Linked DNA regions of Mus musculus: region 2 is linked to region 1. A link is a loop called in an ENCODE intact Hi-C map of the cell type or tissue named here. Cell type or tissue: left cerebral cortex. All regions are shown on one strand. Links, peaks and the distances in the headings refer to the core of each region. The heading gives the core; the rest is flanking DNA.

Evidence for each region. A loop is a pair of places that touch in the nucleus more often than their neighbours do. Peaks named below come from ENCODE experiments on the same cell type or tissue, not always from the same donor. Only the 100,000 strongest peaks of a DNase experiment are listed, where the experiment ranks them.
Region 2: it touches region 1 in a loop (2.1-fold over the local background); 6 of 42 quality-filtered maps call a loop at or near these places.

What each region holds. Positions count from the first base shown.
Region 1 is chr15:85,397,979-85,406,854 of GRCm38, reverse strand. All of the region lies in intron 9 of Atxn10 (ataxin 10), which reads right to left. Among named protein-coding and RNA genes, the nearest start is that of Gm23517, 51 kb to the right of the region's middle. In left cerebral cortex, for the core only: no CTCF peak of the experiment used is centred there; DNase peaks (open chromatin) are centred at 1,374, 3,453 and 4,771; H3K27ac peaks cover 1,941 bases.
Region 2 is chr15:85,331,125-85,340,000 of GRCm38, reverse strand. Atxn10 (ataxin 10) reads right to left here and starts at 3,746. Exons shown (of 12, transcript NM_016843.4): 1 at 3,421-3,746. The coding sequence starts at 3,536. In left cerebral cortex, for the core only: no CTCF peak of the experiment used is centred there; DNase peaks (open chromatin) are centred at 2,551, 3,559 and 4,011; H3K4me3 peaks cover 2,334 bases; H3K27ac peaks cover 1,992 bases.

The DNA of each region.
Region 1 (8,876 bases), core at 434-8,433:
AGTGATTAAAAACAACTGTCTACTCTGTTTGTGGAATATGTTGATATATTAATTTTCTTTTTATCAATGTTTCTTTTTTGGAAAGATCAATGTTTCAAGACTGCATTCCATATTACTTAACTTAAAATAATCTGGAAAACCAAGGGAATTCATGCTTAATTTACAAAAGCCACTATAACTCTCATACTTGAAAGATATGGGTTATCCCACATACATTTGCAGATATAAATCAATCCTATGATCACACCATAGAAAACCCTAAGAGAAACAGCCCTGGATAACTAGGTGCCCCAGTGACAATTCCTAAGCCGTGGTCATGCCAGGGCTGAGCAGATAAGGAAACTGAGAATGTGTCTGGCAAGATTCTGGTGCTCTCTACCACTGATTCTATGAGACCCAGGCAAGTTATTTAATGTCCACATACCTGAGTTTGCAAATGAAGATGGGATAACAGTGTCCACTTTCAAAAAGTATCACGAAGATAAATACACTGATAAAAGCAAGGGCTCAAAGGGGTGCCAGGCACAGTGTAAGGACTGCACAGTGCTCACTCTGCTGCTGGCACTGATGCTACAGATGTCCAGTGTGGAAGCAGCTAGCCTTTGCAAGCTCTTGACTAAGGCTCAACATGTCTGTTTTTCCCATCTGAGTATCTAAGTTAATACTTTTCCTGAAAAGAAATACAGAGCTTCCAAATACATACAAATTATTATTGCTAGTGGGATAAGGAGTTATGGGGTATCTGGTTACTAGGGTATCGACAGCCCCCTTCACCTCCATTTAGGAATGGCTGAGAGGAAGGCAGCCACTATGAAGGCAGCGAGCGCGAGTGGAAAGGACAGAGAATGAATGCAGCATCAAGTCTAGCTCCTGCGTTCGCTCTCCTAACTGTCTGGGTCAGAGTTTATTGTCAAGAAAAGACTAGAAATGCTTTCACACAAATATATAAAAGAATGATTAAGGTTTGAAATGTTTCTCAATCCAGGTGTGTCAGCATTTTCATACAAATTTGAACTAAAGGAAATAAGAGCTAAACAATGACACTTGTAACACAATGAAAGGAGATGATGGCGAAACAGCACTGGCCCTCTGCTTACGTGAATGAGCAGCTCTGCTCCAGGCTTTGCCAGCACTGTGCACACACACAGAGGAGGGCAGGAGCTTTGCTTTGGGTGCTACATAAAGCAGTAAAGCGGCCATTTTCTTTATAGAGCCTAGCACCAAGCATTGCTGGGTACCAGGAAACTGGCTAACAAGAGAAAGCCACTTCCACACTGTGGGGGAAGAAAATGGAAGCTCACAAGCAAAGAAGAAACTGGCAGGGAGCTCATCCTCTGCACTACTGGAACCCTTCATGGGTGCTGCCTGCTCTGTTGGACAAAGCACAAGACTGAGGGACGAGAAGCAACCACCAGCCACCAAGGAGGTGTACTTAGAAGATGGTTCCCATATGTTCCACTGAGAAAGGCCAAATGACATAGTGGGATTCAGGCTTGTGAGGAGCACAGGCTAAAGAAAGCCATGCTATAATCACTGGAGTACTTAACACTGGAGGCACTCATACAAGATTGTTACTGGTGTTGTTGGACTAATGAGACTTAGTTCTCACAACAAACATGAGCTCAGGAAAATTACCTCTTCTTTCTAAATGAAGTAAGACTCAAAAATTAAACATGTGAAGAGTCGCCTAGTGAGTAAGCAAAAAAAGAAAAAGGGATAAACAAACAAACAAAACCACTGGAATTTAAATTTTCTCTACAACCGAGTTTCCATGCGCTGTGCTAAAGGGAAGACAATAATACAAGAAGCAGGCAGTCAAGGAAAGTTCAGAGGAAATACTGCAGGCCCCTGGCGCACAGCTGCTCTCCGTAGCTCCTGCAAGACTGGTGGGATATGGTCTGCTTAATCCTTGGAAGGGCATTTGCATAATTTTGTAAAAGCAGAAGTGAAAATCCAGAGTAGGAAATAAGAAGTCCCCAGGATGAAACTGGGATAAGATCTGCAGAGGACAGGGTTTCAGCACTGCTGAGGGAGTAGCTCAAAGGTCTTCAGTGGGCCAGTGACAAGGAGAGTAAAATTCTGGAGCTCACAGGCTGCTAGTTCATGAAAAACTCTCAACCCCTCCTTTAACAGGGCTACAGTTTACTGAGATGTTTACAGACAGAACACAGGAAGACAACTGCCACACGCAGGCAATGGGCCCAAATTGTATTGTCAGCATAGCATCAGAATCTTTTTCTTTCTTCCTTCCTTCCTTCCTTCCTTCCTTCCTTCCTTCCTTCCTTCCTTCCTTCCTTCCTTCCTTCCTCCCTCCCTCCCTCCCTTCCTTTCATATTTATTTATTTTATTTTATGTATGTGAGTATACTGTAGCTGTACAGATGGTTGTGAGCCTCCATATGGTTGTTAGGAATTGAATTTTAGGACCTCTGCTTGTTCTGATCAACCCTACTTGCTCTGGTTGACCCCCTGCTTGCTCAGTCCCTGCTTGCTCTGGCCCAAAGATTTATTTATTTATTATTATACATCTATATTTATATATTTATATTATTATTAGAAGTACACTGTAGCTGTCTTCAGGCACACCAGAAGAGGGTGTCAGATCTCATTACAGATGGTTGTGAGCCACCATGTGGTTGCTGGGATTTGAACTCAGGACCTTTGGAAGAGCAGTCAGTGCTCTTACCTGCTGAGCAATCTCACCAGTCTCAGAATCTTTTCTAATGTTAAATTGGCAAGAGGTGGATAAACCTTCTGTGATGTCAGGAGGTGGAGACAAAAGCAAAGCACAGTTTGAGGACAAGCTTACAAGACAGGAGCCATGGGCCCTCCATGTTTAAAGAGGACAATCCCACAGAACAGGAACAAATTAAAAACCCCTAAGTCACTAGGAGAAAGTCCACTGAAGAGATGGGGAAGCGGAGAGAAGGGCAGTGGAAAAGACAAAGACAGAGATATACAAATTGAGAAAAACGGTAAACAAGGGCCTAGGGGAACACCAAATGCAATTGTCTTAAATAACTAAAAGCAAATGTAAGCAGGTAGCACAATGAAAGTCCATTTTTAAAACAGCACAAGAAGGCTCAGAAATGAAATCTCTGATAGTCTCCAAAGGCTATAACTGTCCTCACATTCCAGCTAAATGCAGAAAGAGGCCAGCTGGCAAAACCCAGTGCTGAGCCACAAGCCAGGCTCACAGGCACCGGCACTCCCCTTGTGAGCGAGGCCAGCCCACAGCATGATGCCCATCCCCTGCTTCCCTCAGCTTTTCACATAGGCACCCGGCTCATCTTGAGCTCAGTGGAGCCTTCCCATCTCTCTGGTACACACCGCAGTCACTCAATCTCAGGCTAGCCTCAAGAACTCACTTAAATGGCAAGTTCTTACATCTGTCTCCCTGTGCACATGAATTCCTCAAGAGGGCACTATGCCAAATCCATTTCTACATTCTCACTGTCTAGAACACCAGCTGGTGCAGAGCAGATGGCAAATACATACTTAAACTAGAGTTCAGGTCCCTGCCATGGTTACAGAACAGTGTGGTAGCTCCTATCTGGAGAACTGAGTAGAAATGGCCTCTTTCCAACTGCTACCCAGCAGTAACACAGACTTGAGTTAAACATCACAGCATGGGAGACTCGATGCCATTCTCCTACTAAAATATAACAGTATGAAATTAAATTCTACCAAAATAAGATAAGCTTTGAAAGAAAGAGATGCCAGATAATTACTTCAAAACTGATTTTTTTTCTGGTATTTAATAATATAACTCTGATCCTTTGCTGCCAGGAAAAGCAAACAATTAGCCATGCCAAAGGCTGACAATGCTGTAGATGTATGCTAGGCAGTTCCATCTTTTTTGCTCCCTCAGAAATGGAAGGGGCTAGTTTAACACTTGAAATAAAAACTTTCCCATTTTCCCAAACTAATGACAGCTACAGAGATAGAAACTTTACAGTGTCAAAATTACTTGGGTTTTCATTAGATTCTGACATGCAATAGAAATGTGAAACATGCACTCATTCACCAAAAGCTAACATGCCCAAACCAGCAGAAGGTAAATACAAATCTTATTCCTCTGCAGTAGAAAAAAAGAAACCCAACACACTACAGGATTGAATAATCTTTCCATTTTTGTGTCCTTGCCTCTGCCTCTCTTTCACACTGACAAATTGATATGCACTCAAGAATGCCCCTGATCACTTCGATATGAGTTTTTAATTATTTTTGTTAGTAAAATTCCCCAGATCATATGCTAATGTTTTAATTTTTTTCTATAAAAGCCGAATTGAAATTCTGATAAACCCTAGATACTGGCTGAACAAGGTAAGGACATGTGCACAGATCATGCAAAGGGAACAAAGGAAGGAAGACTGGCTATAGTCACCATGGTGGCCATTTTCCTCCTATCAGGGACAAACAGGACCTCTAGATCCATGCCTCTGTGTGTGTGTGTGTGTGTGTGTGTGTGTGTGTGTGTGTGTGTGTGTGTTTTCCTCTTAACTTTCAGGTGCTGTAAGAAAAAAACTAAACAAGCTAAAAACCAAGCCTGCTACATGTGCACTCGAAGGCCGGACGTTAGCATCAGGTGTCCTCCTCCATCACTCTCCACCTTGTCTTCTGGGACAGTTTCTCACTGAACCTGGAGTTCAGCAGTTTGACTCAACTGGCAGTAGGGTAGCACGAGGAAGCACAAACCATGGACCCCTGGCATGCAGCAGTAACAGCAACAGATGGCTCCTGCAGTTCCTGTAAGTCTCCCTTTTAAAGCATGCCATGCCCCTCCCACACAAGAACAAGCTGACTACGCCTATTACAAAACAGAAAAGGAGGAGTCCTGAAGTCCAACAATAAAACATCGGCAGTGCTTTAGCTTTTTTGGCAGTACCAGGGATTGAATGTAGGGCCCTACACAGGCGAGGTAGATGGTCTACCATGGAGCTACCACGGCAGCCTTCCTCTTTGCCTTAAAAAAAAAAAAAAAAAGGTACAGCTGCAACAAACGAAATCTCTGAATGTATCCTCAAGATAGGAATTTTAATTTCACTTTCTGTAGCAGGAACTGTAAGTTCAAGAAACTAATGGTGACAGCTTGATTTATGAATTTTGACATATTTCTTGAACTTGGATTATATTACAAAGAAGTGGAATTCTAAGCGAGCCAGATCTTGTCTATACACTCAATCATCAAATCAATACGCTGTAACTCTGAGAGCATACAACGCAGGCAGGAGGACACAGACCTGAGACTGAAAAGTTCCTCCAGGGCTGGTGGCTCAAGAAGTAAGGGCGCCTGCTTGTACATGACGGACGAACTCCATTTGTAGAATCCACACGGGTAAAGGACAGACCTGACTGACAAAAGCTGTCCTCTTTTGTCAGTTTGTCCACAGTTTAAATGTCCACTTAATGTGTATGTGGGCACACATTAAATAAATGAGTAAGTGTGTGTGTGTGTGGGGGGGGGTGTCCTTCTATACGTTAAGACTGTCCTGGAACACATTTTAGAATAGATATAGAAAATACTTCTCCTCTTCAGTGGATAATGCCAAGAGAAAAATTCAACTATAAAAGCATTCGTGGTAGACCTGACAAGAAAAAAAAGTACTCTCATCCCAAGGGAAATTTTCTTACATGCTTTCAGTACTTTCCCCAAACAAGCCCCACCTAGAAAGAAAAGGCATCAAGATTCCTTTACTTAGTAAATTCCTATGGCATGTTATCTACAATTTCCATTTAAATATATATATCTGAGAGTCAGCAACATGGCTCAGTGGGTAAAAGAACTTGCCACCAAACCTAAGTTCAAAACCCAGAACCCACATAGTAGAAAGAGAACCAACTCCTACAAGTGGTCTGACTTCCATACTCACGCCATAACATGCATACATAGACACACATACCACCCACTCCTGCACAAAAATAAATGTAATAAAACTTTTTAAGCCATATAGTTGGGAGATGATAAATTAACTAGATCGATAACCTGAGAGGAAGGCTCAGGTCCATGAAGAGTCTAAGTAGTGTATCAGATCCTGTCACATTCAGTCCTTTGGACCCCACAGCAAGTACAGCAGTCTCCATTTGAAGCAAGGAAGCTGAGAACAGAACTGATGGCACTACAGTCAGTGGGTGGTTGACCAAGGAGCCACTTTGTGTTCACAGAATTTTAGTTATGTCTGCACTACTGCAAGCCACTGCCTGTTGTAAGGACTGAAAAATAGCAGCAACAGAACACAGCTTACTTTGTAGCGCTGAGAGACTAGGCACAGTCACAGGACAGTCACTTGCCCTGAGAAGATGGGCAAACTTACACCATGACCTGGGAAAGAAGGCCAGATGGCTTAGCAACCCATCACCTGTACAGAATGATCAGCTCAAGATCCATGCAAAGACTGGCTGCAACTCATTTCTCAGCAGCAGACATAAAAAATAAGTTTTATGAAAGAGTGCTAGAGCAGCGGAGGATAGGAAGGAGGTCTGGGGTTGTCAGTATAGTTGCAAACCGATCTAGCCTGTTATGGTAAAGGTGAGCCATTATGAAAAATTTCATATCATAGTCTTCGTTTAACAAATGACTCCTGGAGCACACTCCATATTGTTGTAGTGGTTAATCTATACACACCAACGACAAGTAAAAGCAAGATATAAGTATAAATCTGTTGAGATACATACCAAGATATATCCACACACAGAAACCAATTGCATATGCAGAGTAAGGTAGAAAAGCCACCCATCAAGGGAAGGCTCAGTGGAGGAGAACCTGATTCTGGCTGCTCTGATGTTTCCAAAGGTTCACAAAGCTCTGTGAGACCAGCAGTTCTAAAAGAGCAACTTGAGAACATATGGATGAAAAAAGTAGTTGGGACTGGGAGGTGGTGGTGCATGCCTTTAATTTCAGCACTTGGGAGACAGAGGCCCCAGGACACAGAGAAACCCTGCCTCGAAAAACAAAAGGGAAAAAAGAAAAAGAGGAGGAAGAGGAGGAGAAAGAAGAGGAGGAAGAGGAGGAGGAGGAGGAAAGGAAAGGAAAGGAAAGGAAAGGAAAGGAAAGGAAAGGAAAGGAAAGGAAAGGAAAGGAAAGGAAAGGAAAGGAAAGGAAAGGAAAGGGAAAAGAAGGTGGGAAGTCCACATGATGCTAGTACAGGGAAAGATTATAGAAAGTGTCCCTTCTCATGGCAGACAGTAAGGACTCTGGAACCCTGGCCTATGCTACAGCGGCTCAATGGAAGATATTAGCACGTGCTAATCCAGTCGTTATTCAATCAATCATTAGTCAGCACTGATGGACAATGAGCAGTCACTGACTCTAAGAAAAACAGTCTCAATAAAACAGCTTGGGCACTGGAATCCAAGCCATAAATTTGTTTCCAGTTTTCAGACTCACTAAGTAAGCACCCTGCTTGAAATCATGTTACACAGGAGGGAATTGTAAAGGACTGGCCTGCCAGCCTGCTCTGAATGTGAGAATCTGAAAGGCTTGCCGCACTGCATACAGAAAGACACTAAACTGAACCACACAAAAAGGCTTAAGGCATACACTAGGTCAGAATGTATTAATATATCCCAAACAGGGCTGCTGAGGTGGCTTAGTGGGTAAACTTGCTTGCTACCAAGCCTAACAACCTGAATTCAATCCAGAGGACTTATACTGTGGAAGGACAGAACCTCCTTACATGCACAGTGACACACATGCCCTCAAATACATACACACTGACTAAGCAAACAAATAAATCTCAAACATAAAAAGCTTGTAAGTTATCTCAAAATTCAGAATTTAAAGGAATTTTAGTTTTCAGGTGTAAAGTTGTTTCTTTTATCTAGTCTTTGTTTAACAAATGATTCCTGGAGCACACTCCATATTGTTGTAGTGAATATACAACAACTTTTTAAAGATTTACTTTATTTTTAATTCTCTGTGTGTGAGTGAAGGAGCTGAGGAGGCCAGAGATCTCAAATCCCCCTAGAGCTGGAGTTGCAGGCAGGTGTGAGCCACCTAACATGGGTGCTGGGAACAGAATTTGGGTCCTCTACAAGAGCAGTGCAATCCTAACTGTCAAGCCATCTCTGTCCAGCCCTACAACAAATAGCTTTTACGATAAACTGTTACTGGGCAACTGATGCCGCTCAGAGGTAGAGTCTGCCTACCACCCACGAGAGCCTATGTCTGATCGAGAGCGACATTACATACATATGGAGAGGACACATTTAAAGGAACCATCATGGGGAAGAAGGGGGTGGGATCAGCAGGAGGAGTGCAGGCTGGAAGAGGACAGTGGGGAAGGGGGTGACGAAGGACAAAGCAGATAACATGCATGTCTGGAAATACTTTGGGACCTATAGCACTGTACAACTGTAGAGTAACCTACACTTCTAATTTAAAAATTACAGATCACAAAAGATAAACCTTCACTTATGAATTCCCAGGTACAAGTTTTAAAGGCATAACACAATGAACAAAAAGTTGACAAATGTGCTTTTATGGTCACAAATGTTTAAGAACCTCTTTCCTAAAGGACAGTTCTGGACAGAAGGCCATGAGTTACACCTTCCTCACACCCTGAACCTCTTTTTTTTTTGGAGACAGGGTTTCTCTGTAGCCCTGGCTGTCCTCGAACTCAGAAATCTGCCTGCCTCTGCCTCCCGAGTGCTGGGATTAAAGGCGTGCGCCACCACGCCCGGCCTGACTTGTCTTTAAATGAACTGATACAGGCAACGAAAGCTTTGTGTGCACATATGTCAACAGAGATGACCAGGCACCAGCACCAAGGCTGGGAATTGCTACAAGGTGGAGAGGTAGCAGGAGGGAAAGAAGGAAGAACTGACCGCCATTGACAGGGAGCCTTTGGCAGAATGCACCCCACAAGCAACAAGTAC
Region 2 (8,876 bases), core at 604-8,603, 67 kb after region 1:
GTTTTTGGTTTGGTTTGGTTTGGTTTGGTTTTATGAGACAGGATTTCTCTGTGTAGCCCTGGCTGTCCTGGAGCTCACTCTGTAGACCAGGCTGGCCTCGAACTCAGAAACCCGCCTGCCTCTGCCTCCCAAGTGCTAGGATTAAAGGCGTGCGACCATTTTGTCTTCTCAATGCTATATTTTGATCAAGAGTTTAATTTTAAGTCTAGCTGGATAAAGTATTTTGCTTAACTAGGATGTTCTCCATGTCTTAGATAAGAAATGATTGCTCGGTGCCAGGGTGGCAAGCTGCTCCACAGGCGTGCATGCGAGTAAAGAACAATGCTGTCGTTATGTACAAAAACACTGCAAAGTCCATTCATACTACTTAAAAAAGACTAATTTTTTTAAAGTCTGCCTAGATCACAAGGATACTATTTTCTTCTAAATACTTCAGAATTTAGATCTACATTCCATGATAAGATATTTTTCTAAATGGTCTGAGATGTACGTCAAGGTTCATTTTACTCTAATTAACATGTAAATAGTTGTTCCCACCCTGCTAGCAGATGGCTCACACGCCAGGAGACCCAACTCCCACTTCTGAACTCCACAGCACCATAGACACCTACAGACAGCATAGACAGCATAGACACCTATAGACAGCAGTCTCAACATGTGGGTGTCTACCCCTTTTGGTGTTGAAGGGCCCTTTCAGAGGGGTCACATTACCAGATATCCTGCATACTAAATATTTGTTATAATTCATAAGAGTAGCAAAATTACAGTTATGAAGTAGCAACAAAAATAATTTTTTGGTTGGGGAGTCATCAGAACATGAAGAACTGTATTAAAGAAGGGCAGCATTAAGAAGATTGAGAACCACTGCTAGACAAACCAACTCCTCTCTCTCTCTCTCTCTCTCTCTCTGGTGGCTCAGCAGTTAAGAGCACAACTCCCAGTGTTTATCCACATGGCAGCTCACAACCTTCTATAATGGGATCTGATGCCTTCTTCTACTATGCAGGCAGAACATCCAAGTGCATAAATAAATATTTAAACATAAATAAATAAGCAGAGCCAGAATCAGGAGTGCTGCACCACCACACAACTGCATCTCTCCACCTATCCGCCAGTTCATCTCTTCTGATCTCCAAGCTGCCTGAAGCACGGACACTGCCACACAAGAACCAGAACTGGACCTTGGCATTCTCATGTTCACCCCAGCACGACAATCCAGTTGGTCCCTGAACCCTGCTCAGTCAATCTGGCATTCCTCAACATCTTTCCCTACCCTGTCTTGCCTCTACCCTTCCCCACAAATGTCCTAATCTGGGCACTTTTTCACTGGGACTTCTGCCATAGCTACTGAAAGAACCCCTGAACTTCATCCCTCTGCCTCCAGCTTCATCCTCTACCCCTAGCTTCTCTGTTCTCTTTCATCCCCAAGAAAGGCAGACAGACAGACTTTCCTCACAAACAGATTTTACCAAAACACTTCTTTTGACTAAACCATCAATGGTTTCCCCTAAGTCCTCTCAGAACAGATCAAGTGAAGAAAACTATGGGCCTTAAACCTCTCAACCAATTACATAAAGGAAACCAATGTTTGAGTGGCTCCTCTGACGCAGAGATATTATTTTTGTTGTTTCTCTGCGACCCCACAGAATCAGTATATGGCCCTTTCACAGATACTGTCTTTTCTAGGAAGCCCCAGAATCTCCGTCATTTTACAGGTATGGGTGTTTTGCCTGTGTGTATGCCTGATACCCAGAGACCAGAAGGGAAAAGTGAAGTTACAGATGGTTGTGAACCACCATATGGGTTCTAGAACTCAGACACTGATCCTCCGGATCCTTCTCCTGGCTCCGGGAGGCAGCACCTTTCCTGTGTGCATCTCTACCACAATATGTTCACACAGCAATCCCCTAATGTGTTTGATGAAAGGAATTATGTCACATTTGTTTTTTGTTTTTTTTTTTTTTTTTTTTGTCGCCTCAGCTCCCTGCAAAGGCTGTCTGACAGTACTCAATAGATGGTTAATGATTAAGGTATAGGTCCGAAATGGTACAGACAGGCCCAAGCATCCAATCAACCAACATTATTTCCCAGCAGTATCTGTCACACTGATTAGCATGCTAACCACAAGGCCAAGTAGTGCTCGGGCTCCCCAGCACCTTTTAGACGCACACTGTGTCGCCTGGTGGGAAAGAGCTCCACCAGGATATTTTTGTTGCTGTTGTTGGGTTTATTTGTTGTTTTTTTTTTTTAAAGATTTATTTATTATTATATGTAAGTACACTGTAGCTGTCTTCAGACACTCCAGAAAAGGGTGTCAGATCTCGTTACGGATGGTTGTGAGCCACCATACGGTTGCTGGGATTTGAACTCATGACCTTTGGAAGAGCAGTCGGTGCTCTTACCTGCTGAGCCATCTCTCCAGCCCGGGTTTATTTGTTTTTGAGATACAGAGGATGTCACAATGCTGACTGGTCCAGCCTCAAACTCAAGAGATCCACCTGCCTCTGCTTCCTGAATGCTGGAACTGCAGGGCTGAGCCACGTGACATGTCTGGCGGCTACCTATTTTTAGAAAACGTTCCTGTGACCACTGAGCCTACGTGCTTCCCCCACCCCCACCCCCACCGCGTTCTCTGCCCTTTGTCCACACTCTAGGCCTGCTTGTTATCTCTCTACAGGAGAGACCAAGGGCTCCGGGTCCTCTCCCAAGACTTGGTCCAGGGGAGACCATTACTGTTAAGAGAAAACACCAATGGTGTTTAGTACTAAGTGTCAGGCATGGCCTAAGGATGTAACACGCATCGTCTCATTAAACCCTCACTGTCAACTCAACCAAGGAGGTCCCAGCGAACCTTGTTTCCATTAAACAGACAAGGAAACTGCAGCGCAAACCATACCACAAAAATCCATCAGGAACTGACAGCCTCGCACACTTCTGTTTAAACACGTTTATTTCATCTCAGCACTGAAAACAACGCACCACAGCTCCCATTTTGTAAGGCTAGAAACAGAAGGGTTAGAGGCGATGCTGAGCAGATGTCACGAAGCCAGGCCAGCTCTGCAGGCTCCTGGACAGAACGCCCTCTAACCCAGAGGGAGAAGCGAGCCCGAACACGCCTCCCTTCCCTGGCCACCGCCCTCAGGGCCCCGCCAGAGGAGCCGAACCAACAGCTTCCCCGCCGCCGGCTTGGGGACCAGTGTCGCCATCGTCTGCCCCTCTTAGAGCCTGGCCAAACCCTCGTCCCAGAGCAGGCCTAGGCGAGCGCCACAGAGCCACAACCTGAGCGTGGGCCGAGCTGATGGAGCCCGCCGCCCCGCCTCGCTCGCCGCTGCCCAGCCCAGCCCAGTCAAGCCCAGCCCAGCCCAGAGCCCTCCATGGTTCCTCTTCCTCCTTCCTAGGTGGCAGCCCCCGCGCAGTTACCGGTTACGCTGCTCCTTGAAGAGCGCCGTGAGCGCGCGCAAGGCCTCCAGGTCCTGGATGGGTGCGGGCACCATGATGCCCGACAGCCGGGAGGGTGGCATCCTGGGCGCCGCCATCTTGCCACTCGCTCTGGGGCCGAGCCTGACCAGGCGGAGAGCAGAGCGAAGAGAAGTGGGGGAGACAGACGACAGGCGAGGAGATGGAGACGCGGTCTGCACGGCTCTGGCTTCCGCAGCCCGCGTCACCCAGATCCCGTGGTGCTGCAAGGCAGAGAGCGCGAGACTAGCTGGCTTGCCTCAGGCGAAGAGGACAAGGCGACGCGGCAGGGGGAGGGGGAGGGGGCGGGGCGGAAGTCCCGCCTGAGGGGAGGGGGCGCAGCGGAAGTCCTGCTCCTGCGTAGGGTGGGATGGGGGAGGTCTTCGGTCCCCACGGTGGGGAGACGTGGAGTAAAGACCCCGTCAGAGGACAGAATACTGAGATGAAGGGGTCGGGGTGGGGGGGGGGGGGTGGCCTGTAGAGTGTCCTAGAGAATGAGTGTCTTATCAGGGACAGATGCTTTCCATGAGCAAGGGCCACCATTGGTGGGGGTCCACTCATGCAGAGGTTTCCCTCTGGGGAAGAGATACCAGGCCGAAGCAGCGCCCCCAGAATAATGGATGTTGTCCCTAAGGAGACCTGGAAAGGAGGCCCCTGAGAGGAAGAGCAGGGATACAGGCCAGAGGTGTCACCATGGGAGGGGACCTGCAGAGGAGACTTACCCTCAGGGCATGTGTTGCTAGGCCAACCAGTTCTATTGCAGGAAAACCTGAAATGGAGACTCCAGGGGAGGGAATGCGAGGTTGAGGTGTTCCACTGAGGGAGACCTGAATCGGAGATTCCCACATAGGGAAAAGATGCTGGATACCTCAAGCCATGGAGGAAGACCTTGGATAGAGGCTCCTCATGGGAAGGGGACGCTGATCAAAAATGCCCCCTTGGGAAAGAAGTCTTTCCCAAGACTCCAGGAAGGAGGCTTCCCACAGAGAGAAGGCTGAGAAGAAGTACCTCCCTAAGAGGTGTATTCCTTTCTTGTTGCAATATCAAAATATGTGATAGAAGCAATTTTACAAAGGATAGGTTTCTTTTGGCTCACAGGTTGAGAGTACAGGCCCACGTGGTGGGGACTTGTGACACAGGGCTTTAGGCAGCTTGTCACATTGCATCTATTAAGCCAGAAAACAGACAGCTGGCTTTGACTTTTTTTTTTTTTAATCTAGACCATGGAATGCTATCACCCACACTGGGGGCAGATTTCCACACACTAACCTCATCTAGACAGTTCTTCACAAACATGCCCAGAGGGTTGTCTCTGGTGATTCTAGAACCTTGTCAATTAATACTATAGGGGACCCGGGGAAGAGAGTGGGTGCTTATCAGGAATATCCCCATATTGGGGCTGAAGAGCTTGCTCAGACATTAAGAGTACTCTATCTTCCAGGAGACCTGAGTTTATTTCCCAACATGTGTATGTAGGTATCCTAGATTTTTATTACTGTGAAGAGACACCATGACCAAGGCAACTCTTACAAAGAAATTATTTATTTGGGATTAATTCACACAGTTTCAGAGGTTCAGTCCATTATCAGCATGGCAGGAAGCATGGCAGCCTGCGGGCAGACATGGCGCTGGAAGAGCTGAGAATTCTACATCTTGATCCACAGGCAGCCAGAAGGAAACTCTATTCCACAGGCAGCCAGGAGGCTCTCTTCCACACACTGGGCAGAGCCTGAGCATAGGAGTCCCCAAAGCCCACCTCCACAGTGACACTCTTCCTCCATGAAGACCACACCTCCTAATAGTGCTACTCTCTATGGCCTAGAATTCAAATCACCACAGCGGGAGGGAGGGGCCCAGCAACCTGTAATTCTAGCTCCAGGAGATTTGCAGGAACCCACATGGCATACACTTACACAGATACAAATTAATATATATATATATATATATTTTTAAATGTATCCCCATATAAAGCAACCTGGGACAGAAGGCAGAGGAATATAAAGGAGGCCTCCCTAGAAAGAGACACATTGACTGGTGCCTGGGAGGGGAGGTCCCAGGCAAAAGGTCCCCTGAGAAAGTAGAAGACCTGGACCCTCCCATGTAAGTGTTTTAATCCAGGCTCCTCCCTCAGGTGCCACAGCCTGTCACCAGTTGCTAAGTCTCAGACCCTGAAAGCTGGCTTCCTCGTGATAGCCTCCTGTTAATACTGTCATTTGTCAAGTACTTAGAATAGCTCGTCGAGGTTTTTAAAACAGTTAAAGAGCCAGCAAAAAGGCCTGATGACCCTGAGACCACAGAGTAGAAGAGAATCAACCAAACACATTGTCCTTTGACCTCCATTTCTGTACCTACACACACACATAATTAGAAGTTGTTTTAGTCACTGTTCTCTTGCTATGAAAAGACACCATGGCCAAGGAAATGCTTATAAAAGGAACTTTTTAATGTGGGCCTTGCTTACAATTCCAGAGGGTTAGCCCATCCAGGATCATCATGGCAGGGAGCATGGCAGCAGGAAGGCGTGGTGTTGGAGAAGTAGTTTAGCGCTACATCTTGAGCCACAGGCAGAGAAAGACTGGGTCTGGCCTGGGCTTTTGAAACCTCAAAGCCCACACCACGCCCACTAAGCATTCTACTCCTTTCTTTTCTTTTTTTTTTTTTTTGGTTTTTCAAGACAGGGTTTCTCGGTATAGCTCAGGCTGTCCTGGAACTCACTTTGTAGACCAGGCTGGCCTAGAACTCAGAAGTCCGCCTGCCTCTGCCTCCCGAGTGCTGGGATTAAAGGTGTGCGCCACCACACCCAGCTCTCTACTCCTTTCAAATAAAGCCACCACTCCCTGGTGACTAAGCATTCAAATATGTGAGCCTACAGGGGACAGTCTTATTCAAACCACCACAGAAGTAAAAAGGCTCAATTTGCCAGCAGTAATGTGAAATGAGTGCATTTCATCGGAATTGGCTGATGTTGATAAGCCATATATTTTCTTTCCATCGCTCTTTACTTGATTGTACTATATATACAAGAATTATTATCAAACCCAGGACTCGGAACTAGAAATACAAAGAGTGGCAGATGTTCCAACCCTGAAGAAACTCACAGACTACAGGGAGAGAAACTGAGAGGCAAATGTACTGATGCCCAGTTAATTGCTGTGATAGACAGCTCTACCAACCACTGGTGTCACTTAACATACGTAACTATAGCAACACCAACGATCAAGTCCATCAGTCTTCTCTACTTCACTGCCTCCCCATTCATCCATTCCACAACTATTCCTGTGTGACTGCTAGGTGCCAGGTATGAGATAGCCTGGCAGGCAGACTCAGGATAATTAAGAGTATTATTCCCAGACTAGCAAGGGAAACTTTCCAACTTTTGTCTTAAGGAGCTGTCGATTAGATAGATAGATAGATAGATAGATAGATAGATAGATAGATAGATAGATAGAATATGTGTATATGTAGATAATAGATAGTATTATAGATAATAGATAGATAGTATATGTGTATATATAGATAATAGATAGTATATATAGATAATAGATACATAGTATATATGTATACATATATATATAGGTAATAGATAGTATATATAGATAATAGATAGATAGATAGATAGATAGATAGATAGATAGATAGATGATAGATTGTGCATCCTTAGGCAGGTAGACCTAGGTTCTATAAGAAAGCAGGCTGAGGAGCAATATATATATATTTGATATATATGATAATTCTCACATATGAAGGTCTTCACCTTTCCTGTCTTCTACTGTAAACAAAAACCGCACTGACTCTTCCGGAAATGTCCCCATCTTAGTTCAAGTTACTATCACAGTGATGAAACACTGTGACGAAAAGCAAGTTGGGAAGGGAAGGGTTTATTTAGTTCATGTTCCCCACTGATGGAAATCAGAACACAGATTCAAAACAGAGCAGGAACTGATGCAGAGACCAGGAAGGGCTTGCTCAACCTGTTTTCTTATAGAGCCCAGGCCTACCTGCTCAACAATGCACCGCCCACAATGGTCTGGGCCCTCGCATATCAATCGCTAATTTAAAAAATGCTCTACCGGCTTGCCTACAGCCCAGTCTTATGGAGGCATTTTCTTAAATGAGGTTCCCTCCTCTCAGATGACTTTATCTTATATCAAGTTAACATAAAACTACCCCCCACACCCACCCACACACCTCTATTCTATTTATTTTCTGGAATGTTGCTATGGGCTCCTTATTTATCTCTTAGCTACATTATAAATCTTTTTTAAAAAGAAAGCAACAACTCTATATTTCACTCTGTTCAAAACCTCTGATGGGCTGGGCAGCGGTGGCGCACGCCTTTAATCCCAGCACTTGGGAGGCAGAGGCAGGCGGAGTTCGAAGACAGCCTGGTCTACAGAGTGAGTTCCAGGACAGCCAGGGCTACACAGAGAAACCCTGTTGGGAAAAAAATAAAAACTCTGACGGATTTTCATTGCATGCGGATTTTCCTAAACAGAATTTAAGCTAGCTTCCTCCCCAAAACCAGCTAAGGTCACCTCATCTCGGTTCTCCAACTGGCCTCAGGAAGGTCGCCCTCTCCCACAGAACCCTGCAGACTTGGTGCCTGTCGCATAGGATAGCCCCCCCCCACCCGCCCCACAGATGCCTGTATGACATGCTCTCTTCAACTGTCCACTTGAATACCTTCCTCTTTCCCTTCTCCTCCCTCCCCCACCCCGCCACACTAACACTATCTTCGCTTTCGTTTTTTAAGATTTTTTTTTTACTTACATGTATGTGTGTGAGCTTCCGTGAGTATATATACACCCTACATGTACAGGAGCCTAAAGAGGGGCATCAGCTACCCTGAAAGTGGAGTGGCAGGGTTTATGAGCCACCATGTGGGTGCTGGGGACAGAAGCCAGTACTCTGAAAGAGCAGCACCACTGAGCCATCTCTCCAGTCTCAAACGGTACACTGCCACTTCCTGCGTGTCCATGTTACTGACATTTAAACATAGGGCCTTGTACTCCCTAAAAGTGTTCTGCCACTAAACTACCTACCCGGCCCTGCCTCTGATTTCTTTGAAGAATGTCTAGCTCCCATATTGTACACCTAGTCTTAAACTACCATGCTTGAGCAATCTGCCTCTGCCTCCCAAGCAGCTGGGTTTGCAGGGGCTGTCAACAGACCCAGCTCATGTGATGTAATGAGCTTCTCCATCAGTTTGCTTAGAACTATAATACTTCACCCAACCCGGAGGCCAAGGAATCTTCTCTGTACACCTACCTATTCTATGACTAAGCGCGACTTGAGGAGGAGAGCGGTTATTTGGCTTGCAGGTTAGAGTTCACCATGGGGGAAGCCCGAGGCAGGAACTGAAGCAAAGACCACAGAGGAACATTGCTTCCTGGTCTACTTTTCAAGGCTTTCTCACCTTG